Regions from separate parts of the Mus musculus genome. Here region 1 is linked to region 2. Evidence: chromatin loops called from intact Hi-C (ENCODE). Cell type or tissue: left cerebral cortex. All regions are shown on one strand. Links, peaks and the distances in the headings refer to the core of each region. The heading gives the core; the rest is flanking DNA.

Region 1 (15,164 bases), core at 5,251-9,250, 200 kb after region 2:
CAGCTTGAACTTCTCCTAAAGGAGAAGATATTCAAATAAATACCAGCCCCAAAGTTATGCAAGGCATCATTTAAAAAATATTTAAAAACTAAAGTCCAATTCGTACAAGAGGATGTACAGTTAAATTTCTATTTACTGAACCCTCTACCATTGCCATACTGGATGATGCACGAGTTAGGAACCCAGAACTGGATACAAAGCAAGTCCTTTGTCTTTTAAGATGTTCACTGTCCTGCCAAAAGTACTTGACAGATGAAAAAGTCCACATGTACAATACAGTAGATGGATTTCTTAAGACATTAGATACAATGAAATTGTTAGGCACAATGTTTGGCAATGCGAAACATAAATTCAAGCCAGTGTTGCTATGGGGGTCAAGGGAGGAAACACAATAACCCAGCTGAGAAGAGGAGCCAAACAAAACAAGCATTTCCAAACCAATCTGATCAAAGGCCTTTTGCCCTGCTGTGCAGACTGTTGTAAGTAACATGGTAAGGTTTCTTAGCAACACTACTTAAGGAAGGTGCATCTGTACCGAGAACTCAAAAGCAAACCCAATGTATATCCAAGATAGGACTACATAGGGAGACCTTTGCTTGCTCTCAGCACAGTTAAACGGATTGTTTTCTGCATGCATATGGCTGTAATATAGACTCATCTCCTCACTGTGCACATGGGCTAATAATACCCAGATACCCCAAAGACAGGCAGACTTCAGAATCTGCAGGCCAACAGGCTCCACAGGTGACTGTGTGGCACCTGGAGGCTTGTGAAGCCCAGCCACACAATGACACTGAATGGAGCAGCTCTCTTGGTACAGCTGGGCTTCAGGGCTTCTTTGGCATTCTCAACCCAGGTTCCTTATCACTGCAGTCCTTACCTGGATCTGGATCAGCAACCAAGACTAAAACAGTTCTTTCTCATATGAATGGGGTGTGTGTGTGTGTGTGTGTGTGTGTGTGTGTGTGTGTTCTCACACATGGGGACAGATAAATGGAAACCTGAGGTTGACTTTGGGTGTCTTCCTCTATCGCTCTTCACTTTATATATTGAGACAAAGTCTCTCATTCAGTTTGCTATCTCTGCCTGTCTGGCCAGCCAGCTCACTCCAGAGATTCTCTGTGGTGTCCCTCCCCCTGTGACCCCCTAGCTGTAATTACAGATGCACTGTTACATCCACCTGGCTTTTATGTGGGCTCTGCAGATCCCAACTCTACTTTATCTACTGTGTTATCTACTCTGATCTAAAACCAATCACACAAACAAAACTATTTTCCTCCACTATCAGAACACGTCATCACTGAGGACAGGCCACCTTCCATGTGACTCAGCAACCACCAGGCTAAGCAGGCCACTGGAAGCCCTAGGAAACAGCTTCCTCCATGTTCACCCTGATAAAAGAATGAGGCAGAGAGGGACTAGGTGACATAGGAATCCAGCCCTAATTTGTAAAAGAAATTGCTTGACAAAGTCTCTCATCATAGACAATTCTTCAAGTTTCTAAACAGTGAGTAACAAATATCTACTACCCTGGAAAAAAAGATACCCATCAGTCTGGAAAAATGCTAGAGATCATGAAAGTTGTCTTTTTGTTCCATGGTGACCACAGACCTTGGCAAGAACCAACAAAATAACAAAGCACAAAAAGACACAGCCTACCAGACTCACAGAGGAATTGAATTGTAGTAACTTCAGATTTTCTTAGCTGAAATGAATTTTCACTCTCTCCATCAATCTAGCTAAAGTCTTTAGTTTTCACATTAGGATGACAGACAGGCTGTCTCTCACATTTGGAAGTAGTACAAAAATTCTGTGCAATATACAGCTCAATGGAATCTAATAGGCTATGAATTACAGGTTCATTGGTACCTTCCGGGTCTGAAACAAGCCATCATGTACAACGGAGGATGTATCCACTGTCCGTCTCATCCCCAGCATCCAGAGGTTTAGGTAGGAGGGAGGTGAGTAGCTGTCTGTGACATTTTCATCCTCAGAGAAGAGGCAGAATGGGGACACACAGACAGCAGCACAACCACAGCTGGTACCTGAGCAAGCTTCTTGTTCCTCCTTTTTCCAAAAATGCAGTCCAGGTCGGTTTCACTCCGAGAGGACAGATCCTTCCCTAGAAATAACACAAAGCTTTTCAGTAAGACCATTTGTTTGAAATGAGAAGCACAGATACATGTGACTCCTGAAAGAAAGGAGGCAACAGCAGAGGGTCAGTCCTGACTCTGACCTCACTTTACAACTATGATTAGAACACGGACTACAATGAAAGGTTCAGTGACTGTCTTAGGATCAGAGCCATCCAGTGCCCTCTGAGCTGCAAACAACCGGGAACACGGACTGCACAGAAAGCTCCATCTTGAAGTGGCCTCCAGCTTACTGTGCCTTCAAGGTGGGACTTAGGATATCTCTGGGTTCCTATCTGCAAAATGATCCCATTTTCTTCAAGGAGACAAAACACAGAACTGAAAATACCGATAGGCACATAACCTCAAACCCTTTAAATACTCACACACTGACTATTTTTTTGACACACAAAATCTCAATAAAGCTAAGTGAAAATTTAAAAGAATAAAAGCAAATTTAAGTTCAATTATTCTTTTTAAAATGCTCTTACTTGTAACAGCTCTACCAGTTAAACAGAAGGTTACATGGTGACTAGAGTGAAATAAATGGCTCTGGTAAGAGCAGTGTCCAAAGAATCGACACTTCCTGTTTTAAAAACTAACCTAACTCAATTCCAAACCTCCAAACCACTAATTTAAAATTCACTTTGGAATTTCCACTTCTACCCAACAGTACCCTGTGAGCAGTCAGCCATATCCACTGCCATCCATCACCTTCAAGGAAAGTGCATCTGAAAGCTTAACTCTCCGTGTGAAGCCTACGAAACTGGGGAAGGGAGGTCAGGTCACATACAGGAATCTGGGTTTCTAGCTGGAAGCCAAGCTCCACAGTCACCAGCTCAATGGTCTTGGTTTTCTGCAGAAAACTGGCTTGACAAAGTAATGTCATGACCCAGAAAGTTCTGGTTCACTGATTAGCACTGGTGCATTCAAATATAACACTGCTCAGTGACTCTACAAAATTGAAAAAACAAAACACCCTTCAATTTGATGCAAAACCAGGTGCCAGAACCAGTTTCAGCGGCAGAGGTACCGGAATGGATGGTACAGTTGGCACAACCTGTTCTTGAGGGATGGGAAGGTTTCCAGAGTTGCTCTCCTCCCACCCGAAGCCAACACTAGCACCCCAGACTCAAAAGAATCCCTAGTCAAAAAGCAACCAACCCAAACAAACAAACAAAACCAAGGAGAATCTACATAAGAACAGAGTGATGCTTATCACAAACAGTAGCATAGGAAATAAAAAAACAGAGAGGCAGCAGAGACAACTTGTGGTTGCAGGGCTGAGAGGTGCACAGCTCCTTGGGAGGCAGTGATCTATCCTCAGCTGCCGCCAGTACAATCCATTTCCTAGTGCTAAGCACATTCACTGTGGAAGTCAGCTTAAGACGGCTCAGAATGAGCATCAGAAACCAAGCATAACAACACATGCTGTAATCCAAGCACCCCGTAAGCAGAGGCAAGAGGACTGGGCAGTCGAAACCAGGGTGTGCCACATAGTGAAAGAAACACCAACTCAAAAACAAACAAGAACCCTCAAACCAATGGCCAGCTCCCTTTAACCCAGCCCCTAAAAAGAGGAGCAACCCTGAAAGAAACATAAATTTTTATAGCAATTTCACTGAATGCAAAAGTTCAAAGAAAAGAGAGAACTCAGGGCCACAGTTCACAATTAGTATGTGAAGAAATAAACACATTGAGATTCAGAACAAATCTCAGACTCAAAGGGAAGCCAGTAATGTTCAATGGAAGTGCTAGGGTTTCTAGGCTTCTAGTGATGGATTCTTGGGTCAGAAATGTCTATCCTCTAGCAAAGTTCATTTAAACGTAGAAACCAGGGCTGTACAGAACCTGCTCTGGATTTAATCTGAAAAACAAGAACACAGAAAAGAAATGAGAGTCAGAGTCCGTAAGGAAGACACCTGTAAGTGGGTACAATGGCAAGACAGCTAGGATTTTGAAATTAGAAGTCAGCTAATAGTCCTGACTGAATCGTATATATGTGTTATGAACTTATGGCCACTCTTGGACAAAATACACCTAGTAAAACTCATTTTTGAGTGGATGTTAGCTTTAGTTCTGATCTATGGTAAAAATCACAACAAAGACTGATGACAAACTTAGATCTTTGACAAATGACAAACAGGGCAGAAAACATGTGTTATCTACCTAGCTGTGGCTGTTCTAGCTCAGCTACAACTGTATCTGGAGAACCAGGAAGAAAGGCTTCCAGGAGCCGCAGACATAAGGAAGTCCATTCGAGGCTGGGTGTAGGTTTTTACAGAGGAATGCTGCACCGAGGACAGCAATCAATCTGTCACTCTTTGGCTATCAATCACTGTTATCAGCTTTTCCAGATCATCACTGTGGTCACTGAGAGGAGGCTGTGACTCCCAGAGTGACAAATGCCAACTGCACCCACTAGTCTGGCACCTGGAGAGGAAATGGACTATAACAGGTATAAGATCAATGAGGTATAGATAGTCCTAACCCTAAAGAAATGTTGCCTTAGTAAATATGTTTGTTAAATTAAAAAACAGGTTTATCTAGGATACATCAAAATTCATTTACATGATTCAGTCAAGAATACATTAAGTACAAAACCAATATCCCTTACAACTCGGGTCTCACTGTGGAATGTAGTGAGTTTTCGTTTCTTTAAAAACATAATTATGTTATATGAATATGTTTTTGTTTTAATCCCAGGTGTGGGATATGGGGCTGCTTCAGTTTGTCCATAGCCATTAGCTATAATTATCTCATGCTCTGGGAGGGGCATGATCTTTACCAGCTGCAGACCGTTTAATTCTGGGGGTCGCTGGAGAGGATATAAATGAGAGAGCCCTGAGAAAGCCTGTGGTGGCTGCTGCTCCACCTGCTTCGGGGCTTGCTGGATTGCTGGCTTGCTATTGCTGGATATTCTGATGATGAAGATTAGACTTGCCTCAAGGAACCCGACAATCCTAATCAGCAGGAAGTAGTTTAAAGAGGTCTAAGCCCCTCTTTTCCTCTAACCTTCTTTCTCTCCTACCTTGTGTTGGGGGTTGAGAAGGATTAGGGTGGAAAAAGGGTTGGAAGTATGATAGACATAAGAACCCAATGAAAAAGTAAAAGAATACACCAACAGTGGGAGGAGCTAGATTTCAAACAAATATAGATGATAGTAACTTAAAATTACGTAATTAATTATTCCAAATCAAATCACCAAGTAGAAGCTACAAAAAGAAGTAATTATGCATCAGGACAAAGACTAATGTAGCTGGAATTTAGGCAGTAGCAGATATTACAGTACCACTTGCTCTAGCCAGGCATTTTGTAGTTTTTCATGTACATGAGGCTGGCTTTAGGTGCAGAGATCTGCATGCCTCTCTCTCCCACTGCTGGGACTAAAGGCGTGTACCACCACAAAGGCTTCTCTTGCTCTGGGAAGGTCTTCAGCAGGCTGTACAGAGGCTGTACAGAGGAACTGCCTTCCTACATTTTAGTTTTCTGGACCACATAGGGGCTTATGATGACTCATCCTCATTAGCAAAGGGAACTAGGAACCTTCATCATGAACATCAAATCCCCTATTTCCACAATGCTGGAAGAGCATGCGTTCCATAAGAAGGGTCATGTCTCAAAAACCACAGAACAGAGCCTTACTGAGCTTCATGGCAGCTTGCAAATACCTCCTCTGTTACAGAAGAGGAAACAGAGTTTGAAGGAAGGGAAACGGTTAGGGAAGTGTCTGGGAGAGCACCAGCCAGAAGCCAGCTTCCGCAGACCCAGACAGGCTCCTTTAGGATAACAACAGTTCATGTTTGTCATTCATACCCAGAGACAAGAACAACTGAAAGAAACAGCTTTTAGGAAATTAAAAGAACTGTAACACCAACTTGCACTGGATGGTGCAGACAGTGGTTATCTGCTGTTTCCTGTACTACCTAGATTTCCACTCCTTTTTCCTCTTCCTTTCTTATTCCCAGCCTTTGGGTCCTCTATTTCCTGACACCTCCTCTCCCTTAGCACAATGCACCTTCAGCTCTTTCTTCTCTGCACAGTAAGGCCTCCTTTCTTCATGAGCAGGGCTGATAAATATGCAAACCTCACTGTGAGAGAGAAATGAAGGTATAACACACCAAGCAGTCTGACAGGGTCACCAGCAAGGGAGTGGCTGAACCAGGAATAGAAAGCAGACACAGCCAGTATCCAGCAGATTAAAGCAACTTAGGGAGGTTCATCCTAACGTCAGCAAATGCTTCAGGTGAGTCAGGTATGCAGTCAGGTTCTAAAGGACAATCAAAAGACTACATGCATTTAGAGGGGAGGGAGTGGGGGAGGCTGCATGTCATCCAAAGTGAATTCATTTGTGTGCTCTGCAACACCCTTCTGCAGTGTCTGTAGTCTTCCTATAGTGTCTAATGAAAAAAGAAGGGCTGTTTACGGGACCAGGGACTAAGGGGCAGCAAAGTAGTTTTCTGGTCTATAACGGGTTATGGTGTGGTAAAGATAAGTCCTGATTAGAAGCCTCATGAGCCGCCAACAAAAAAGTGTTTGCCTATGAAAAAGAAATGGATAGCACAAAGGAGCCCCTTAAACCACACAGGGAACAAAGGGGATTGCAGCTCTCCTCCCACAGAGCCTGGAAGTCACTCTGTTCCCTAACCCCAGGCTCTGCCATGCCTTTCACTTCTTCCAAACCCAGTTCTATCTGTTGGGGACCTGGTCCTGAAGGAGAGCTACTAGCAACGGTTTCCAGTCAGAAATGTCTCCCACAGCAATTAAGGCAGGTCCTAGGAGTTAAACAACCCCAAAATGCCAAGACCAAGGCAAAGAGATATGTTTTTCCTGGCATAGAGACAGGAACAGACATCCAATTTCCCAAAGAACAATTAAATAGTGTATGGATACCACAGAGCAGTAACCATCACACCTAGCGCACACGAAATACAGCATGTAATAAATAGCTTGTGGCCATTCTACAGAAACATCTGAGACTTGTTTAAAGCAAAGTAGAGGCTTCTCATCTGTACACGACTGCCACCTAATGGCTATAGAGGAAAGGTGCACCCATCAATGAGAAGCTACATGGGGAAGGTGGGAATGTGCCAGGAAGGCGGTGAGGAGCAAAGGAGGGTTTGTTGCCCAATTTCCAACCACTGCATATCTTGACACCACCCTGGCCATGACTATGAGATGCCTACAGCGATACTCCATGAGATGGAGAACTTGTGGAGACTCTGTGTCATTACAGTGTAGATTTTGATATAATTAATGATCCAAACTGCCAAATAACAGGAACTATCCTCCATAACCATTAAGAACTGAACAAAGGCTAAAAGCCTTTTGTCAAGATGAAGAACATAAAATCAAATTATTTTCTCATCTAGCTACATAGCATTGCCATCTCCTCTAACCAGACACTGACTTCCACTCTCAGCCGACACAGGACTTACCCAGTCTGAAGCTCCCCTGGGCTGTTCTTGGAACCACTGCACCCCAGTTTGCACTTTAATAAGATTCCTGGCAAGTCAGCACAGGGAACTTGCCATCACACTGAGCCCTTGGCACCCAGGGCTGCTGCAGATCAATCCACCAGGCTGCCCAGACCTCCCGTTCAGAATTTCAAACAAGCAGCCATTGCTCAGTGCTGGACGAGAGTCACAGTGCCTCAAGAAACCCAGTGCCAAAATACATACTCCAACAAGTGAATGCCAGCTCTCACCTTTTGTGAATTTCATATAATGAACCCGGTTTTTGGAGATTTTGGATTTTTCTTCAAGGCTAAAAGATTTCTTTTCCTTTTTGTCTGAGGAATCTTTAAAAAGAAGTAAAATATTAAACATTGTGTAATTCTTTCTCTTCATCAAAGATGTTACTTACATAAGCTTTATAGAAGTGTCAAAAACTTATTACTGAACTGTTACCAAAGAATTGGATTTTTTTTTTTTTTAAGTAAAGTCAGGCAAGGTTCTCTCTAGCCAATAAAACCCTCAAAGAAGAGAAATGAAAGTATCTTCAGACCAGAATCTACACATGACTATTCCTGGTCTTACACGCAGCAGTACAATACTGAGGTAACACGAAAGCTTTTCAACATGGCTAAGTGCACTGATACAGCCTGATACTAGAATATCATTTAATCACCTGCAGTAAGGAGTGGTGGGTTGACTCCATCAAGCCCACTGAGGCACACCTTAGGTAGCCATATCTCCCTAGGAGTTCCCAGTAATTTCAAAACGGGGCATGAAGCAGAGCAGGCTGGGAACACCGTGAAGACAGTACTTCCGCTTTCAGACAGTGCTCAGCAAGGTTACTAAGTGCTCCTTAAGCCACTGCACTGGGTCCCACCAGAGCTACTCTCGGTTTCAAAGACACCTTGTGACCTGAGCCTGGATTGAGCCAGGGGATCACATTGTCTCTGGGAGTCCACAGGCATTCCTCCAAGGAGAGGGCCACAACCGACATGGCTCTCCTTTCACACATGCTTTATACCACCTTAGGATCCCTTCTCTGGGATCAATGAGGAACCCAGATACGGTTAACAGGCCCCCATCTTTTCATCAAAACTACCTTTCAACTTAACAAGACACAAGGCCAGAGACTTTCCTGCTTTATTTATGAATACTTACCAGAATTTATAATATGTTTTCTGGTTATGCTAATAGTAATATACTAATTATGATAACTTAACCCAAAAGAAAGCATTAGTATTAAGTGTTGAGTTCACTAGGAAACAATGTAGCCCATTATAAAAGTGTTTACAGCTAGTCATAGTGGTACAAATTTATAATTGAAGTACTTGGGAGACTAAGGCAAGAGGATCATGAATGTGAGGCCACCACGCACTACCTAACAACCCTAACTCAAAACACAATTATATAAAAAAATTAAGAATAAACATATTACCTTAAGATACAATGGTGTACATGAGATGGAAATGTTATTTCAGAGGAAAGGAATTATGAACTAGAGCCTTCCTGGCAAATACAGAAGTATGTGCTTACATACTTTAAACAGAAGACAGTGGGCATCAACCTCTGCCATTCACCACAGGCATCTAGGGTTGCTGTAAGTGTTAGGGCACACTTTCAAAGCTCTTTTCGGGGATACCTGAGTAAAAACTTTTGAGGATGCTGCTTCAAACCACACATTTACATTTAACAACTTCTCAGCAACCCACTCTCCACCCCAAAATATTTAAAATAATGAATGACAAAATATCAGAAGGTTAATATGCAGTTACTATGGCAGAAGAAAGTGCCCTCGAAATGCTAATGTGAACCTGTTAAGCTATGCCTAAGCAAGACAGGATAGCTCTTCCCGTGTGTACATGCACACACACACACACACACACACACACACACACACACACACATAAGATTACAGACTTGTTTATGTTGATGTCTGCATGTGTGTGTGTGTGTGAAAGCATACGCACGCTTGTGGAGGCCAGAGCATGATGTTAGGCGTCTTTCTCCATCTTGCTATATATTATTATTTTGAGAAAGGGTCTTTCTCTGAAACCAGAACTGACTGATTGGCTAGGAAGGTTGGCCAGTGAGCTCCAGGGATCCTCTTATCTCTCCTCCCCAGTCCTGGGGTTACAGTCACTACTAGTCTTTTTTTGGCATGGCTGCTGAGGATCTGAACTCACGTCCTCACGACTGTGGAACAAGTACTTTATTGACAGCCCCTGCCCTTTCTGCTTGTATAACATGGGCTGACCATGTACTGACAATTTACACGAGGCTCACACTGAACAGACCCTCCTGCCTCTTTCTCCCTAGTGCTGAGATTTTAAACACACTACCATACCCAAGTATGTGAGAAAGGTAACTTTTAAAAATGAAATTTAAAAGATCATTCTGACTCTTGTGTTCTACAAGAGAACAAAACAAAAGGTCTGCTTAGCTATAAAACAAACAGTTTGAATTTACTAAGGGATCTTAACAAGAGAAAAGAATGCTAGGTTCCTATGTCATCTACCAATGAATACGATGTCAAGCAATGCACGAGTACGGTAAAAAAAAAAATTCAGGTGGATGAAGACAATGCATTCAAAAAGGATGGCACCGCAGAAAAACAAGCTCTGCAGGTCTGTCCTGGGGACAGGCTTTCCCTAAAAGGAATCTTCTGAGAGCACAGTTCTGGGTGGCAGTGGAGTCACAGACAAGCTTCTCTAAAAGCATTATCTGGGCAGCAGGGCTACTGGCCCCCTCTAGTGGCCCAGACAGGAAATATCTACAAGTTGGTAGCTGCATGCAGCTTTGACATCATCTAAAATACTACCAGGTTTGGGCACCAAGGAAAGTGAAGCCCATGCAGACTGACCCTGGAGGAGGATGAAGAAGGCCAACTATCATTTGTGAGGTCAAGCACAGCCTTCCTTACAAACAGCAAAGTTCCCTGGGTCCTTCACAACACCCACTGCCTGCCCCTGCTTAAACATTTCTGGGAGAGGCTGTTGCAGATCCCCTGCCAGCCTTGGCCATCAGTGTGGGACAAGGGAAGTCTGTCCTGAGTGAGCCAGGGTCCCAACAACTGAAATGGCACTTCTCACTTAGAAAATAGTGATTATGACACCATCAGACTGAGGAAAATGGAACTTTCCAGATAATTCCTGAAAATCTGAAAAAGAAGCCACCTCTTCTCTATACACACAGCCCATCCCAGGTCTCCCTTCTTTGTGGGATCTTGGAGATCAGTTCTTAGAACTCTGTGACCTGACAGTTACGAGCACTCTCGGAGGCACTAAGCACTAAGCACTAAGCACTCAGTGACAGTAACAGTGCCGAATCCAGCACAGGACAGTTTTCGCTGACTAAGAACAAGGGTGTGGACAACTGTGAGAAAAGGATCCCAGGTTCAAAGGTCCATGAGGACACTAGTGACAAAGGCATCTCATGCCTGAATGACGTCCTAGTCATGACACTCTGACGTCACCAGATGCTCACCAAGGCGCAGTTTCTGGTAGTCAAAGGCTTAGCTGACTTTCATCTTAGTATTTACATAGCATTAATTTCGTATGGTGTATTTTACTTTATGCCAGAAACACTCAAGAAATGTTCACAATTCTTTCTATCACAATGTGTACATAGCATATAGATACACTTAAAACCAGTATAGTTGAAGAATTATAAAGTGAACCCCTTCATCACCACTTCCAGGGGCAGACCACCAGCACTATCAGTATCTAGAAGCATCCAAGTGCCCCTTCTTAATATGCCCTGCTGTTTCCTCCACAAAAGCTAAGCATTCTTTGCTGTGAGCCACAGCTGTTTCTGCTGCAGAATGCTTAGTCATGGTCCTGGCATTACTAGATACAAGTAACATGTCCACAGCTGTGACGACTGAAAATGTTGCTAGGACGAGCAAGACAGATCAGGGAGCAAAAGCTCACTCAGTGACAGCGCCATTAGACTATAAAAAGAGTATCGGGTCCATCAGAGACCCAGGTCCGAAAGGCCTACAGCAGGAACATGACTCTGATGGGAGGAGCAGCAGTAGTAGTGTCCTTACCTGCTGTTTCCTGACCGTGGCAAGTGTTGAGTGCTGCCAAAAGCTGGTTGAAGTCATCCTGGTGAGCAATCCAGTTGTCCTGGAAGCACCAGAAAGTGTGAGAGGCAAGCCTGAAACCTGCTCTAATGCCAACACAGACATGGAACAGAAATCTGACATTAATGTGAAATTGTACATGTTTCATTAAAATATTATTTAATTGGATTCACAAAACAGTATAAACCTGAAATGAGATTTAAGCAGATCCACATCAAAGAGGGGGTATTTAGGGCAAAGCTCAGTAGCATAGTCCTTGGTTTGCATGTATAAGGTCCCAGGTTTGTTTCCCAGCACCAAAAAGTCAACAGAATATAAATACATATTTAGTGGAAGCTGCTTAGAAGCTCCCACCTGTATCTCAAATGTGGATGACCCATCAACAGTTAAGTCAGAGCAAACACAAAACAATGGGCAACATTTAGAGTATTACACTAGAGCAATATAAAATTAGTGTTTTCTCACACAGAGAGACTACTGGGAGCTGGTTATATGACTCAGCAGATAAGCACACTGGCTTACAGAGGATGCAGATTCAATTTCTGTTGTGTCCTCCCACCCCCGCACCCCCAACGCTGCAAGTCACATCTGTCTGTATTTCCAGTCCCAAGTGATCCCACACCCTCTTCTGGCATCCATGGGTACTGCAAGTATGTGATACCAACACACAGGCACAAGTAAAACACCCATACCCATTAAAATAAACTAAACTCTGGGGGTGGGAGGCAGGCACACACCATGAACATGAAAAACAGGAACCATGAGAGCAGAGTCCTCCTCTTTGCTCAACAAAAACTTGGACTAGTCTGCTGAATTCTAACTACTGTGTCAGCAGCAACTTCACAGAACTCTGTGGAAGGAGACCCTAAGTCTCTGAATCAGTGAGATTCAACTGTAAGGTGTTCACTAATAATGACCTCCAAACAATGAGAACCAGCTGGAAGCAGGGTTTCTGAGCAGGAGTTTGCCCCGTGCACTATACACAAGCATTTCTTATTAAGAAAGTTTAAGCAGGATGTGGTGGCACACACCTTTTATCCTAGCACTCAGGAGGCAGAGGCAGGCAGATATCTGTGAGTTCATGGCCAGCCTAATCTACAAAGTGAGTTCCAGGACTATTACACAGAGAAACTCTGTTTTGAATGATAGAAAGAAAGAAAGAAAGAAAGAAAGAAAGAAAGAAAGAAAGAAAGAAAGAAAGAAAGAAAGAAAGAAAGAAAGAGAAAGAGAGAGAGAGAGAGAGAAAGAAAGACAGACAGACAGACAGTTAGTTGAAAAGTTAAGGTATGCATACAGATTTCCAGGACATATGCTTCCCCTAAGAATGTACATAAAGCATGCTTTGTGTTTCTTAAAACAGCATTCACAGTCAACATTATAAAAACTCTTTCTTTAGTGGCTAAAATTTTAGCTGTTATTCCAGAGAACCGTAGCTGTTCTAGCCAGAGATACCAAATTACTGAAGCAATTCAGTTTACATAAAGTAATTCACCCAGTTTTTAACTGGGTTCTGTTAGCTACAAGGGTTCAGGAAGAAAGCTCCCAGGCCAGCCTCTGAATGGGAAGCGGTAGGTGGTGTTGAACTTGGAACTCTGACAGCCGAGCCGGTGCAGAGTCTGTGTTCAAGAGAACACGTGGGCTGGCAAGATGGCTCAGCAGGTAAGAGCACTGACTGCTCTTCCAAAGGTCCTGAGTTCAAATCCCAGCAACCACATCGTGGCTCACAACCACCCGTAATGAGATCTGATGCCCTCTTCAGGTGTATCTGAAGTCAGCTACAGTGTACTTATGTATAAAAATAAATCTTTGGGCAGGAGCAAGCAGGGACTGAGTGAGCGGGGTTGACCAGAGCAAGCAGAGATTCTAAAAATTCAATTCCCAACAAGTACATGAAGATTCACAACCATCTGTACAGCTACAGTGTACTCATATACATAAAATTAAAAAAAAAAAAAAGAGTACACACGTAACCAACTGTGGAAAACCAACAGTCGGAAGCACGACAGCTTTCTTCGGTCACTCCCCGCTCTCAAAGCCACCCATGTTAACAAGACAAACTAATATTAGGATGTGGGTAAAGACAAAAATTGATCTTATTCTGAAATGAACATTTCTTTAAAAAGACTTTTTACAAAGTTCAGCTATAAAAACAGGAGTGCCTCTCGAGGCCACTAAGTAAAGGATCCAGGAGGATGAGGCAAGGTGCGCCGCACAGGATGAGGACCAGCTAAGCCATGTGCTCTTGTGTCTTTCTTCACCCAAAGCAGGAACCACACTCATGACTTAAAACCATCCCATTGCATGAATCCCAATGTTGATGTTGACACAAATCAATGATGCAAAAAACACATCCAGAAATTGCTCACTTCATTATTGTTTGTAGCTCCAAGTCCCAGGTGGTTATTTTTAACTTTAACTTTAATATGTTCTGTGGCTCCTTGCTCCTGAGCTCCCAAACCCTGTGGAGATTAAACAGAAAGATTAAATATAGCTCTCTCAGCTATAAAGAGAAATTGCCTCTTTCTTCACCATCTATTCAAAAAGTCCACAGTCTGAGGTAGCAGTTCTCAACCTCTGGGTAGTGACCCCAATCCTTTCACAGGGTCACATATCAGATATGCTGCATCTCAGATATTTAAATAACAATGCATAACAGTAGCAAAATTAGTTATGAAGTAGCAATGAAAATAATTTTATGGCTGGGGTCACCGCAACATGAAGAGCTGTAATAAAGGATCGCAGCGTCAGGAAGGTTGAGAACGAGAACCACTGGCCCAGAGGGTTCTGAAAGAGACTGCACCAAGGATGCATTCTTAATTGTCAATGCTGGTTCTTGAACCCAAGAGCCAATAAAGAGTTCATGAAGACACTGAACATACATCTTACACATGATCTGGAGCAGGCCACTGCTACAGTAGTGGCAGAAGCCCACAGGAGCATGTGGAGCACATGGCATTCTCTGTTACTTAGTACTGCACCAGGACATCAAGAAAGAAGGCAGAGTACTCCAGGTTCCTGGCCTCACTTAGCTCTTACACCTAAGGTTGTAGGACATACCAAGAGCAAGGACAGAGCCTGCAATGAGAAGGAACCTCACAGAACCTTGAAAGTTAGAGCAGGGATGGAGATTGTACTCCTTGGAAACAATGTTCAACAAGGGAGCAACCCGATGTAAAGCTCAGTTTGAAAGGCCCACCTGCTTCCTGTATGCTGAAATGGACGTACGAAGGAAGAAGGGCAATGGGAGGTAGCACTGTTTGAATGCAGGGATAAGCACCACTTTTGAAAGTCAGGAAAGCCTAGAAAGGAAAAGACTTGAGGGCATAAGAAGCTTATAATAAAAATTAATCTTGACATGGCCACTCAAGTATCACAGCCAGGAGGTATAACCCAATGCCTGGTAACACATGAGATCGCCTGAGCAGAGGAAGCAAAAAGTGGCTTTGTAGCCACCCTTTAATACAGTACTCATGCTGTGGTGACCCCAGCCAT
Region 2 (15,164 bases), core at 4,102-8,101:
AGAAGACAGGCTCTGAATAAGAGAGCACTTGCGGGAGGCGGGGTTAATCAGAAAGGCTTATGTGATGATTGACGGCTCAAGGCACGGGCTGTCTGAAGGCTGTGGAAAACCGAGTCTGTGGGGAATACAAAGGAGAGTGGTTTGGGGCTTTGAAGGAGGGTCTGAAGCAGTCTCCAGGCCACCATCATGCTTCATTATCTGCGTAGAGACTGCCCACCTGGTAGCTTGTCTAATGTGCTTTCTCTCTGTACCAGCTGACAAGGAATCTATGTCAACGGATCTGATGAAGGTGCCCATGCGTATCATAGAGTGGGAGGAATGCTTACAGATGTTTCCCAGCCTCACCACAAACATGCTGTGTGCCTCATATGGTAATGAGAGCTACGATGCTTGCCAGGTAATGAGGGGCAGTAGCCCCTATGTGTTTCCCTTGCAAGAATATCTCCTCTGCCCCCCTGGGAATAGATTAAGATTCTAAAGTGCTGGCACCAGGAAGGGGTCAGTCAGTAAAGCGCTTGCCTGCGCTTTACTGAGGACCTAGGTCTGGTCTTCCAAATGCATGTTTAAAAAAAAAAAAAAAAGCCAGTCCAGGTGGCATGCACTTGCACTGCAGAGAGAAGGCAGAGAGAGACTCCTTGGGGCTCTAGGACCAGCCAACCTACTGGGCAAGTTCAGGCTAGTGAGAGACACTGTCTCAAAGCAAAACAAAAGCAAGCAAGCAAGCAAGCAAACTGAAACCAAAACCAAAACCAAAAGATCAATAGTAGACTCAATGACTAAGGCTTTAGAACTTTAGAAGTTGTTCGCTTGCCTCTGTATGCATTAGAACCCACATATACACTTGGGAGCATACATATGGGCGCACGCACGCTTGCACACACACACACCCACACACACACCCACACACACACACATATACACACACATATGAGAGAGAGAGACAGAGAGACAGACAGAGACAGAGAGACATACAGAGACAGAAAGACGAAGAGTCTGAGCCAGTCTTGAGTCACAGGATTCTGAAGGGATTCCAAGTCTTGTGTGAAGCCCACATATACAGTAGCCCTTGCACTGCCACCCCCCCCCCCCCACACACACACACACACCCAGCCAGCCTGAAGCATGCCTACAAAAGATCTCAGGTCTTCAGGAACACTAAGTCATTAGGATTTCACCGTGTCTTCCACCTGTCTCTGCCTCTCTGGCACTGGGCCACCAGACCTAGACTTTTAAATGTAGATTCTGGGAGTTTAAGTCAGATCCTGGCTGAGTCCTCTCTTCAACACTCCTATATTTTTCTTCTCTGCCTTTTCCAGAGCCTGGTTTAAAAAACAAAACAAAACAAAACAAACAACAACAACAACAAAACCCAAAAACAAACAAACAAAAAAACCCAAAATCCTCATACCCCTGGTTCAATTTTCCTTCTGCCTGACTTCTGCACTCTCTCTTTGATCTTGCACACTGCTGGCCTTGTGCCTTGTACCTATTGCTCCACAAGCTACCTGTTAGCCACACACTTCCCTGTGGGTCCAAGATGGGGCAGTCACCTTGGTCAGTGATAACAAGATTTATCTGAGTATCCTGGTAAGTCAATGGCTACCTCCTCATTGAATGAGCTGTGCCCAGCCTCTATGGGCAATTAAAATGGACTTAATATTGAGCTGTGTTCTCTGTCCACAGGGTGACAGTGGGGGACCGCTTGTCTGCACCACAGATCCTGGCAGTAGGTGGTACCAGGTGGGCATCATCAGCTGGGGCAAGAGCTGTGGAAAAAAAGGCTTCCCAGGGATATATACTGTATTGGCAAAGTATACCCTGTGGATTGAGAAAATAGCCCAGACAGAGGGGAAGCCCCTGGATTTTAGAGGTCAGAGCTCCTCTAACAAGAAGAAAAACAGACAGAACAATCAGCTCTCCAAATCCCCAGCCCTGAACTGCCCCCAAAGCTGGCTCCTGCCCTGTCTGCTGTCCTTTGCACTGCTTAGAGCCTTGTCCAACTGGAAATAAAACAATGCAGTCTCTGATCCACCCTAACCCTAAGTTACAGTGTGCTTTGGGGCTCACTACAAATCTGAACAAACATTGAGGACCTGGAGGTGTGGACAGACAGAAGAGAACCCCAAAGATAGGCTGAAGCCCTGGTTCAGGGGCTGAATGCTGATACAGCCAGGTGGGACATACTGTTAACAGCTCTCTCAGCTGAACTCTGTTGTCACTCTCAGCCACCTGCCAGTTCAAGCTGATTTCTTGTGGGAGGGGCCTTACCTAGCTGCTGATTTGTGTGGATAGTAACCGTGAGACCGTTCATTCGTCCTATTTGAAGTCCCTTCCTACCCATCACCCTTGGAGGCAGGGAGAAGCTTCAGTAGTTAAGGGTGCCTGCTGCTCTTGCAGAAGACCCAGGTCCAGTGCCCACAAGGCTGCTCATAGCCACCTGTAACACCAGTTCCATGGGAGCAGATGCCCTCATCTCACCCCTTTGTGCTCTTACACACTTGTGGTACACATACCAACACTTGGGCACAAACACATAGACTTAAAAAAAAAACTAAAGAAATGGCTCTAGAATTGAAGTCACCTGGTCTGTTTAATTATGAAATGGGAAAATAAGTCACAAAGACAAAAAGTGACTTGGCCAAGTTCACAGGGCTTAGGTGACACTGGAGCTGGGGATCACACCATCATTTTATATTGTACTGTTGGCTTTAATATCCTAATCCAACTGGTTAAAAAGAGACTGAAGTCCGGGATTGGAGAGAGACTCACTCTAAAATGAGTGGAGACAAACTGAAGCACTTAAGAGCCACAGATCTGTCCCAACCCACAGGCTTCAGTCAGCCCTCTGAGAAGAAAAGACCCTCTTGGCACTTAGTACAGATATGCTGGTGGCCAGCCTAGCCATAGATAGACAGTTCTCAATTTAGGATTTTGCTAGTTCACCCATGGAAAGAACACTATACCATATGGACCTTTGTACCTGTGTGTTTCTCTGCCTACAAAGGAATCCAGACCATCTTGGGTTTTCTATCCTCATGACCACTGACCCCGGGAACATAGTCCTTTTCTATTCTGGACTGGCAGATCTCAGATTCTCTGAAGACTGAACAGGCAAATGGAAAAAGAAGGTGGTGTGTGCCTGATTGGGGTGTGACAGAAGCCAGAAAAGACTATGGCAAGTGAATTTCCTGGAGATGGCCCTGTTTTACATGGCTGAGATGCATGCACTCTGGAGAGGCACAGCCTGAGAGACTTCATCCCAGGATTGCTTCTCCCTGCTGATATGACTTTCCTGCCATTATTGCATACCTTAGTGAGTCCTGGGCATCTGCCCACCCTATTGGGCAAACTTCCTGCAGATCAACATGAATATAAACTTTCATAAATTAATTTTAAGATTAATTAATGACTTTATAGCATTCCAAATTTGATTCAAACAATCTTTGGAAGAAAGTTTAAGGAGATGGTTTTAGTTGTTTTAATATATATGTATTATATATAATATATATATGTATATATATGTATATATATATACATATATATATATGTATATATATAAAGTTAGAATCAAGAATAGAATGTGCCTACTCATAGAATAGTAAGCAAAGGCTGCATTATAAGGAACACAATGAGCCTTCATAAATTACACTAAGAAGAGAAATAGGCTTGGGACAGATTTGTGATCAAGGAAAAACAGTCCCTCTAGGTCAGGTCCAAGGATGAAACCACGGTGTGCACGATGATAAAGCAAGGCCATGTGAAACTGCTGCTGTGAACTTATAATGAGCTTACAGAATGAAACACTGCTGTGAACTTACTATTGACAGCCGTAACTCCCTTGTGTGTAACATTTCATCTGTGAGGTAATTTTATAAAGAACTTTTGTCTCAGAAGGTAAAAGATGGGCTGAGAGAAAAAATAAAGTGTAGCTGCTGGGGCTCTGCCCCATCCATCAAATGTATACATGTCTGTCTGTCTATATATATGTACATACATATGTATGCATATACATATGTACATATGTATGTAGGTATATGTATGTATATAAGTATGCATGTGCGCTTGTGAAATTAATGAAACAGGTGGTCAGGCCCGGTCAGTGTGTGTGTGTCCATCTTCCTTTGTTTTCTCTCTGGTTCACAAAAAGTCAACAAACCCCAAACCTCTTGCCTGTCCAGGAGGCCCCTTGAGCCAAAGAGAAAAGAATCCAAGTCCCTAAGCCTTTTTAATTTCCCCACTGCTCTCAGCAGAAGTAAAATTGGCAGAAGCCACTGGCTTCTGGTACCAGAAGAGTAAGAAAGAGCCAAATTGCCCAAAGTCAGCATCGTTTGGCACCAAATGCCGATGTCATACCCCTTTTGCTGCCTGCCTCAGTTTACCCTGTGATGTTGAAGCTGGCTTTTGACAGAGGTGGAGTAAACCAATCATCTCCCGATGGTCTTCTGATAAAGTCCTACCATCTCCCCAGTACCTCACAAGGTGACTGTGTTTGGAGAAGGGGCTATAATGGTTACTATTGCTTGTCAACCAACAGGGCAAATAGAAGCTAGGAGACAGACCTCTGAACATGTCAGTGAGGAGGTTTTTACATTAGGTTACTTGAAGTGGGAAGCATGCTACCCTGAATGTGGGTGGCATGATACCAAGGGCTGGAGTCCTGTCTACTAAGAAGGCTGTGAGCTGACCACCAGCGTTCACCATTATCTGTTTTCCCACTGTGGATGCCATGTGACCAGCTGCCTCCTGCCACCAGGCCTGCCAGGATGACTGTACCCTTAAACTGTGAGCCAGAATAAACCCCGCTAAGTTGCTTTCTGTCACATATTCTGTACTAACACAGGGGGTCTTTAAAAATGTCACTACAGTTCAATGAGTTGATGACAGAGACTGAGCCCAGGGTGGCTCATGTCCTTAAGGGGGACAGCTGGACACAGGCGACAGGGACAGAGGGAGGACTGTGAAAGCTCAGACTTCCAGAAGTGAATTTTCAGTTGAAGGCCCAATTTGAGAGTTTAGGATCCACTATGATTGTTATGAACTATAATATGGTGGGGCTAGGGGGCAGGTACCTGGTGGGCCCATGCCAAGGTGCCCCTGAGAAATCACACAATGCAGCAAACCTGTTTTATAAAGGGGGTTTATTATGGGAAGAGAGGGGAGTGAGGGCCTGGAGAAGTGGTAGAGTCAGATGGGAACAGAGCCATGCAGGCAGAGAAGCAGAGACAGAGGGATGGAGAAGAACAGAAAGGGAAAGAGGGGAAGAGAGGGGGAGAGGGAGAGAAGGAGAGAGGGAGAGAGAGAGGGAGAGGGAGAGGGAGAGGGAGAGAGAGGAGAGAGAGGGAGAGGGAGAGGGAGAGGGAGAGGGAGGGAGGGAGAGAGAGAGAGAGAGAGAGAGAGAGAGAGAGAGAGAGAGAGACTGGCCCGGAACCCATGGGGATAGAGAGAGAACTGGGGTGGTGAGCAGTCCTTTTATACACTGCCCACACCTGGCAGTCATAATGGCAGCAGGTAATGACATAAGCTGTTGCTAGGTCCCTGGGAGGAGCCTAGCAGAATTATGTAAGCCAACAATGACCCTCTCCCCAGTCATCCAAGCAGACTAAGGCAGCAAGAGGACGATGTTGAGAACTGATGAGTCTCTAGATTATTGCCTCAGTTTACCCTTTTTACCCATTTCCCTCTGCCCACACGGCCTTGTCCACACCCCCCAGAACATGTCTTGTTTTATGGTCTCCTAACCTCTCAGGTACCAATCAGAGAAAGCAAGGGACAAAAATCCCAGAGTATCTACTCAGGAGATGGTCTTAAACTAATCTCTTATTTTACTGAGTCCTCTAGTGGCCTCAAAATAGAATGCACAAGTCCATCTTTGAACCTGCCATACAATGGCAGAGAAAATCAAGTGTGACCAGTATGTATGCATGTATGTATGTATGTATGTATGTATGTTTGTATATGTATATATATATAGAAATAAGTACAGGTATAGATATATAGACATAGGTATAGATATGTATAGATATGTATGGTTTTGAATATTAATGGTAGTATCCCTGTAATATGTGCCATGAAATGTTATTTGTTGAGCTTCTTCCTATAAGGCAGAAATAGAGTTTTGCACAGAAAAACTGCCTACGAGATTACATAAAGCTACCTTCAGATACACCAAACAGTGGGTGTCTACAGAAAGCTATGTAATGGTCTTGACTCAATCATCAAACATTTGCTGAGTCGCGTCAGTCTGCTTCAGCCACCTAGATGAAGCAGGGAGCAGGATGCGTGCCCTCCATGCTACTGGGGAGGGCAGATAACAGCACAAAAATGTCACTGCCTGTGACAGGTAGAAACAGTGCAGGCAGAGGGGAAAAGGGCCAGACCTGAGGAGGGCAGCTCCTTGGTAGTGGTTTTTAGACCTCACAAATGGAAGGAGCCTGGAGGAAGTCAAGGGCAGACTATGTACAGATGCAGCTAATAAGCTGCTGAGATGAGACTGGCCTGGTAGAGCTGTCATTCCCCAATGTGACCACAAGATGGCAGAGTGGTTCAAGACTGGCTGTCGTTGCGGGAGACTACTCCGAACTTAGTTCCTCCCAAAGAGAACTTAACAGGCCTCTAAATTCCAGGGCACCTGAAGTGAGCAAAGAGATAGTAGTCCTACGCTGTGCCTGGCCACTGGAGTCTGGCAGTAACTTCTGCTCAGTTCCACAAACCGGCTCTGACCTGTTCAACTAGCTGCACTGTGAACTGTAGCGGCACTCTTAAAGCAAGAGGTCTCTGCTATCGGAGGGATGCTGCTCCCAGAGGTCCTGGATGGATGGGACCAGGCCCAGCATCCAGCTTTTTCACTTCTGAGTCGACCTCAATGCCCTTGACCTCAAGCCTGTACACATTTGAAATGTGTCCCAGCCGGGCGGTGGTGGTGCACGCCTTTAATCCCAGCACTAGGGAGGCATAGGCAGGCGGATTTCTGAGTTCGAGGCCAGCATGGTTTACAAAGTGAGTTCGAGGACAGCCAGGGCTACACAGAGAAACCCTGTCTTAAAAAAACAAAAACAAAAACAAAACAACAACAACAACAAAAGAAAGAAAGAAAGAAAGAAAGAAAGAAAGAAAGAAAGAAAGAAAGAAAGAAGGAAAGAAAGAAAAAGAAATGTGTCCCAGATCAGTAAAGAAAGCTAGCAAGTCAGTGGTTGCAGCGTCCTTCCCTGTAAGACAGGTCAGTGTAGCCTGGCCCCAGCCTTCTGACAGTGAGATGGAGTGTCTCAGTTAACTCCAGGCGTCCCAGAGCCTCAATGGCACATGTCTTTGATTGGAACCTCTAGGGTCAGAATCACCGTAACGCCAGGATGGAGTAGAGAAGACAAGGATGCCAGTGAAGGCTCCTGGATCCTCGGGTACACGGTCCGGCTGCCCCGCTCACCACCACTAGGTGGCAGTCACTAACTGCTCCTTGTTGTGTGGCTTGTTTTCAGATTTTTTTGTTATTGTTGTGGTTGTGGTTGTGGTTGTTTTGACTTTTTGTTTTGTTGTGTTGTGTGGGTTTTGTTTTTAGATAAGTGTTGCTATGTAGTTTGCTCTGGCCTTGAACTTGGCTCCTCCAGCCTCTGGGATGCTGGAAGTGAACCGCTTAGTCCCAGCTAACTGTTGTGTTCTTCTTTTAAATGCCAAAGGTCCTAGGACTTACGTTGGGAATCCTGATGCAGCTCCCAGGACTCCCCCAACCAGAACCCCTTTGTTCTTTGGTTCAGGATTCCCTGTAGTTTCCCCCACCTGCTTGCCTTTCACCTCCTTGTCTGCCTCAGGAGAACGGGGGCCTTAACTTGATAAGGATATGGCATTGGGGTTTCTGCCACATACAGTTTCCATCCCATGTCTGTGTAGACTTACACAGGGTCCTTCAAAGAAAGGGGTGCTTTTGCATGTGTGCCTATGAGCATGACTATGTATGAGGCGAGGAGAAGATATCAACTCAGTTATCCTGTCTCTGTCACATTTGGGTACTGTGGTGTTAAATCACAGTTATTCCTAGTAGGTCCTTTTCTTGCTCCCTCAGCCAGAATAGGTCCTGCCTTCCCCCACGGCCACCTTAAAGGCCTCTCGCTTGCCAGTGTTTGGCAGTGTCTTCTTGTTTCACAGCATTGTATACAAGGGCCCGAAAGTGAGGTCTGGGAGCACTGTCCTGGGAGGATATCCTTTAGAAGCCATCTGCGCTCAACAAGTTGTAAAGGTCATGCCTCATAGCTGAAGGTCAAGAGGTACAGGAAGCAGTTGGATACCCTGGGCTTCTCCCAGCCCCAGACTTGCTTGCCCTGGAAGTGGAAACAACCTTGACTTTAAGATGTGCTCATTCTCCCTCCCTCCTTCCCTCCCTCCCTCCCTCCCTCCCTCCCTCCCTCCCTCCTTCTTTTGTGCTGTATCGAGTCAGTCAGAGTGGTAAGTGTGTGTGTTCCTGTGCTGGGAAAAAGAGGACAGACAGGTGGATCCTAGTCCCCATCTTAGGAGAAGCTCAACACCCCCCATATTTTGCATCTGTGAGTAAAGTGCACTCAGAGGTATCAATAGAGGACCACTGTGGCCTGAAAGACCCAGGATAAGTGTTCCTGTGACTATGCTGGAGCACAAAGCAGTTTCCTCTTACAGGCAATGCTAAAGCTGTGTCCAGGGTATGAGCTGTGAGAATCAGCCGGTCAGGACTGGCTTCCACTGGCCTAGTGTTCGTGAGACTGAGGGAGAACTCCATTTGCTCTGAGGTGGGATGTGCTATCCTCACCATGATGGCCTTGGCATGCCCATGCTAACCAACCATGTGAGAAACCCTACCCCCACCCCACCCCCAGTGCTCCTGACCAAAGAGGCAGCTGAATAATAGACCATCAACCTTTCAAATAACAACCAGAAAAGACCACCAGGTATTGAGAGATGCTTCAAGGGATTTTGAGGCTCCTGGGGAGATAGCTGGATGCCCTGCCTACCTTGGTGAGGCTGAACAACTCCTTCTTGCAGGAAAGGGTAGTAGGAGCCATTTGTCATGAAGAAACGCTTGGTCCCTTCCTTAGAGTAAAACTGGAACTATCTGACCGATGCATTCAGGGTGGAACCCTTGATACACACACACACACACACACACACACACACACACACACACAAGTCAAAGATGTCAGAAGACTCCAGATAGCACTGTGGTCTAGTCCCTATACACTGTGTGGAAAATCCAAGCTTGGGTTTGAGCCAGGAGACTCAGGCAACACAAGCCAACAGGCCAGACCAAGACAGTTTGGATTCCACCAAACAGACACGCTCTCTCCACGACAAAGAAAAACATGCACCTGGTAAAGAAACAGCGGTAAGTGTTGGCAAATATCTCATAAGGGGTAACTTTCCTGTTGCTGTGACTCAGGGTTCCAGGTTCCTGCTAAACACAGTGAGGAAGACACAGCAGTAGGAGGCATTCAGGAGTCAATGAACTGGGAGTGCTGTGCTCACGTCTCTCCCTTAGGGAGCCGCTTACATTCAGGTAGAACTTCCCATTCCATTTCATCCGACTAATAAATCCCTTAGACGCATGCCCACCAGCCACTATAATCCAGACAGTGCCCCGTGGAGACTCCCTGGCCAGTTGAGTGCAGATTTTGTCAAGTTCACAAGTAATACTCATATTATCCAAGTATTTAAGGAACAAACAACGCAAGAGCAAAAAGACAACCTGATTTTTAAAGTGAGCAGAGAGGCTTCTTAAAAAGCAGCCAGTGAGCATTTGAGAACGGTCAGCATCACCAGTCACCAGGGAGAAATAGACCAAGAGCACATGTGTGAACACCTCCATCTATCAGAATGATGGCCACTGGAGAGTCTGTGTTGACAAGGGTGTGGGAAAAAAAGAAGCCATGTGCAATGCTGATAGGAATGTGGGCTAGTTTATCAGTTGTGAGAAGTGGTATGGAGGTTCCTCAAAAATAAGAAATAGAAGCTGGAGTTGTAGTTCCATGGTGGGGTGCTTGCTTAGCATGCAGGAGGTCCTGGGTTTGATCCAGAGCACTGGGAACAGAAAGCTGAAAGAAAGCTAAACTACCATGTGATCCAGAGGTCTCCAGCACAGTGGCTGGGTTGCAGCTGGCATCTGAAAGCAAACCTCGAATTTCCCTTGCCAAGCCATACAGAACATCTCCACCCTGGCATCCCAGCAGGATCATGGGAAGGTTTTGATGGTATGTATGTCCAGGCCAACTCTGAGCAGGTAGAGGCTTTGCCACAGTCTCTGGCAACCTGTACAGTCCACACCGGCTCCAGGGAAGCACAGCTTATCAGGGGTTTTGGCATAACAGTGTGTAACCACAGAGCACAGAGAACAGAACCAGTGAGGAGCTGCTGCCAGCCTGCCCCACGCCTCCCTGGCTCCCGGGGTGGCCTCTCTGGATCTGAGATGTGGGAAAGCATCCTGCTCCACTCAGAGCAGAGATACAAAACCTAAGGCCATGTCACAGTGGCACCTAGAATTTGCTTCCTAGCCACTGGAGACTACACTCACAGGCTCCTTTTTCTCTGGTGGGTGTCTCATGTTTCTAGGCCACTGCTGTCTTTGGCCTTTGCGTCTCCATCTTCAGCTGACTTCAACAATGCCTGCCCATGCCTCTGGTGTGTGATGACAAGATTATGGGAGGAACCCAGAATTTGGGGGTGGAGAAGCACGTGTGTGTGTGTGTGTGTGTGTGTGTGTGTGTGTGTGTGTCTCCCACCTTGTGTTTTTTTTTTTTTTAGACAAGTTCTCCTCATTGGCCTGTAGGTTGAGATTAGGCCAGGGTGGCCGGCCAGTAAACCATCTCTGCCTTCTTGGTTCTAGGATTTCAGGCATACACTACCATGCCTGACTTGTTTTACGTGGATTCTAGGGGTTGAACTCAGGCCTTCACATCTATGGGCCAAGCACTATCTACTGAGCCATCTCCCCTGTATTAGTCAGGGTTCTCTAGAGTCACAGAACATATGGCTAGTCTCTACATAGTAAGGGAATTTCTTGATGACTTACAGTCTGCAGTCCAACTCCCAACAATGGTCAGCAGCAGCTGTGAATGGAAGTCCAAGAGAGAGAAAAATCTTCCTTCTTCCAATGTCCATTTGTAGGTCTCCAGCAGAAGGTGTAGCCCAGGTTAAAGGTGTGTGCCACCACACCTGGATCTGGGACTTGCTTTGTCCCAGATGACCTTGAACTCAGAGATCTCCTTGCCCTAGCCTCCTGGGATTCATAGCCACTATGCCTCAAGATCTCCATGCTGAGGTCCAGGACAGAATCTGTATCTCCCAGCCTCCAGATTAAGATCACAGGTGAGCCTTCCAATTCTGGACTGCAGTTCATTCCAGATATAGTCAAGTTGACAACCAGGAATAGCCACTACATCCCCGGCCCTCTATGTTTGGAGTTTTGATTGTTCCCTTTTATTTAAAACTAATTATGAAACCACAGAAGGCCATAAAATAAATAGCACACCAGAGATGCTAGGTATTGTATCTCACAACCTCCCTCATCAGGGGTAGGTTCTGAAGGTGACTCTAGTACAACATACGGACTCTCCAAGTTTTCTATTTGGGGCCTGCAGTTCTGTGTGGCTGTATCAGCAAGCGGCATCTGTGGTCTCAATAAACCACAGGCTGCTTAACCAGGTAGTTAAAAGGTCTTCCAGGCTGCTTGTAGTTTGAGGCTATTACAAATAAAGTTACAAGTGCTTGAATGAAGGTTCTTACGCCAGCTAGAACTTTTCATCCCCTGGTGTAGATAGATGTCTAAGATCTGGTGCTGGTCCGTTCACACCCTTGGTTTAGAAGACACTTTGCAACATTTTGCAGAGCAGCTGCCTAGCACTGGGTGTTAGGCTCCGGTTTAACTTCCATGCATGTTATCATAGCAGAGCACTGCTCTTAAAGCTAACAGAGGCATCCCCAGGGCTGCAGGACCTGAAGGAGCCTGGTCATCAGGGGCAGAGGGCTTCTGCATGGGATAAAGTGGCCTTCATTTACAAGGATGATTCCTGGGTAGTCTTTCTGAGTCCTCCCCCCTTGCTGGAACAGGTCTCTTGCCTTCAGTTTAGTGCTTAGAGGTGGGCCTCGCCAGGTTGTATCTTCTTGGGGTACCTTCTTGGGGCTTCCTTGATGTTCGGAAGCCATTATACTATTCTGGTCATGGATCGGGTACATGGAGGACAGTGTCTGCTAGGGACATTGCTAGGGGTTCATTGGACTCGTTTTTCTGAATGTTAGGTTTCAAACTCTGAAAGTAGGCCGAGGAGCCTACTGAACATACCAAAGCGAGGCTCTCCCTGTACCCCTCAGTCTCTACCTGTTATACAGGTAGGATATTATGGCTGGTATACCCCACCTCCTACCCTAAACTTCTCTAGCCCAGGGGGTTGGGCAGCTCTCCCCTACTAATCCGGACATTTTGGTTGCCTGCCTTTGTACCTTTGGGCCTCCTAGCTGCTGCGCCTGGTTCTCCTCCTCCTCATCTCCTTACATGGCCCAGCTCAGCCTGGCCATGTCCACTCTGGACTCTTCCAGACATCCCTACCTCTGGCTGCGATCTCTCTTTTATCTGCAATAAGCCTCCTCCCCACCATACCTAGGGGTACGCCCTTTCCTTCTTATGTATTTATTTTCCATCCACTGAACAGCAGGGGAGGAACTAGGTGTCATAGAATGTTCTAGCCATTCTAGCTCCCACTCCTGACACGGGTCTTGGTTCTGTTTTTCCACACGTCTAAAAGCCACCAGTATCTGCCAGCATGTTTGATTTGTTCACTTAGGAACCGGACACCTTCCACAGAGCTGTAGATTAGCTGTCATAGCAAAATCCCAGCATGCAACGCTCCTCCTTCTGAACGTTCCCTCACGAAGGGATCAGGAAGTCTCCCCTAAATCTCATCCCCTTCCCTGCCTGGCCCATCTCTGTTGGTACACAACCCATCCAGACTCTTGGGCCAGGGAAGGCAGGGAGGGGGGCAATTACTGAACAACACTTTAAAAGGGGGTGGGGGACCAAAGTAAGCAAGCAAGAGAAGAAATCCCCTGCCCTCAGAGCACACAAAGGAGGCAGTGGGAGAGGAAAGTCCCAGCCAGGGGAGCTGAGGGTCCCCTCATTGTTCCCCCCCAGGTTGTGATGACAATCCCAGATCCAGGTCACAGCCCCCTTCCCTGCAGCCCCAGCCCCTCCTCTTTCCCACCTTAGGCCCCTGAGAAAGATGCCTTGAGGCAGATGTCCCTGGACTCAGGAGTGGTTCCCACAGGGGGAGGAAGTGTGGGCTCACAAAGAACGGGCCTTTCCCTGAGGAAGCTAGCCGCAGTGGGTGTGCAGGACCGACTGCCCAAGGATGAGGGACAGGGAAGGCTGAGACCCAAGGGACATCCCTGGAGAGGAGCTGCCTCTCCGGAGGAAAGCAGGCATTGTAAGCATTTGTTTACGAGGGACAGGGGGCCTGACCTTGCCATTTGTCAACAGGCTGGAGGTTCCCTCCTCCACCACAGTCCCTTGTATTGTTGTAAAGTTGGCCCATTCATAATTTTATTTGGGGGTGGTTGGGTTTTGGCTTCTAGCCCTGCCCCCAACTGGCTCACTTTCAGCATTGTAACCCGGATAAAAGGCAAGATATCCTTCCCCTTTCCGGGAGCCAACTTCCTATCCGGCCTGTTAACTCTTAGAAGGGAGGGAAACCGGGGGCTCCCCTTCTACAGAGCCCCATTCTTTCCGGAATTGACTGGGGTACAGTAGAACTCAGAAGGCCTGAGATAGAAGCATTTGGGCATCATGAATTTAAACACTGAGGCAGACCACTGAGACCCAGTGGGGGTGCAGGGGTAGGTGGGAAGTGTCAGGCTGGGGCAGTGCTTGGAGGGAGCTGGCACTCAGTAGACCCCAGGTCGTGCACCATCTTCTAAAGGAAAGTGCAGAGCAGTGGAAGGGTGTAGGGACTGCTAGTATGGAAAAGCATAAAAGTCACCCGGAAGGCAGTGGGTATGGTGGCCAAGCCTGGAGAAAGACAAGGACCTGGGATGTGGCTCCAGATCATCTGGGGCCAATTATTCTTAGAAACTAAAAGACAGGACCGGAAGCAGGTAGAAGCTACTGGAAGCTTAGTTTATGTTGCAATGGGTGCTCCCTAATGTCAGAGGCAGATGGGTACCCAAGGCAGCAGTGAACTCCCATCAAGCAGAAGGTATCTTAGAGGTCGAGCCAGGATGCCGGGGTCTACCCTGAGCTATTCAGGTTGCCTAGGGAACCCAGAATGGAGCCTGGACTAGAACCTAGCCTGAGGTGCTCATTCACCCTGAGGGCAGCTGCGGTGCTGGGAACCTCTTAGGAAGCTGAGGGTGCAGCAAGAAACCCAGAGGTCAAGATCTTTCCCCACGAAGGCCCGGGGCTGAGAGGGCCGTCCAGCTCCCTTCGATCTCATTTTTCCTTTCTATCCCTACATATTCAGAACCCGGCCTTCCCTCAACTTGCCCCTCATACCCCTGTCTTCTCTCCCTGCATCCTTAGATCCAGTTCAGAAGGTCCAAACACTTGACAAGGATTCTGACCCCCTAATTACACTCCTCCTACAAACTATTTTCTACCCCTAGAGGTGTCCATCTCCCTCTACCCTCACACACCCTTTCTGTCATTGACATTTCCTCTCCATGGGGAATAGAAATGAACAGAAGGCGAAGCCTTATGTGTAGGCACCCTTTGGGGCCGTTGCCACCCTTTGGAGCCTTTGCAAGGTGTAGGGAGGGGGACACCCTGCCTTTTGGAAGATCACAAGCTCACAGCATGCCCACAACCACACTGAGAAACCTCTGCAGCCCGAGTCTTCCTGTGGCACACCCTGAGTCATCTATACACACTGGTGGGCTGTAGGATCAGACCTCTATAATAAACACCACAGACTCTAGGCTGGAACCAGAAACTGGTTTGCTCATGGTCCTGGTCCTGAATGAGATGGGAATCTATGCTGAGACATCAATCAGGACTGGTTCCTTTGCAACCCACTCCCCTTGCATGGAAGAGGGCAGTCTCCCCCCTCTTTCTCTCTCTCTCTCTCTCTCTCTCTCTCTCTCTCTCTCTCATGTCCTTCATTCTACACATGTATTCTTCCCTCTGTACATGCATCCTACTTTTCTCTTTCTATGAGGACACTGGT

Evidence for each region. Hi-C counts contacts between places; a loop is a spot of excess contacts. Peaks named below come from ENCODE experiments on the same cell type or tissue, not always from the same donor. Only the 100,000 strongest peaks of a DNase experiment are listed, where the experiment ranks them.
Region 1: it touches region 2 in a loop (8-fold over the local background); 10 of 42 quality-filtered maps call a loop at or near these places.

The regions. Positions count from the first base shown.
Region 1 is chr14:63,865,070-63,880,233 of GRCm38, reverse strand. It overlaps Pinx1 (PIN2/TERF1 interacting, telomerase inhibitor 1), which reads right to left. Exons shown (of 7, transcript NM_028228.3): 3 at 14,039-14,131; 4 at 11,637-11,715; 5 at 7,840-7,932; 6 at 2,046-2,122. Among named protein-coding and RNA genes, the nearest start is that of Pinx1, 12 kb to the right of the region's middle. In left cerebral cortex, for the core only: a CTCF peak has its summit at 7,163 (motif pointing left); DNase peaks (open chromatin) are centred at 7,150 and 7,680.
Region 2 is chr14:64,062,314-64,077,477 of GRCm38, reverse strand. It overlaps Prss55 (protease, serine 55), which reads left to right. Exons shown (of 5, transcript NM_001379522.1): 4 at 255-397; 5 at 1,684-2,037. The coding sequence ends at 2,010. Among named protein-coding and RNA genes, the nearest start is that of Prss55, 16 kb to the left of the region's middle. In left cerebral cortex, for the core only: CTCF peaks have their summits at 5,839, 6,521 (motif pointing right) and 7,423 (motif pointing right); DNase peaks (open chromatin) are centred at 5,739, 6,512 and 7,396; H3K27ac peaks cover 335 bases.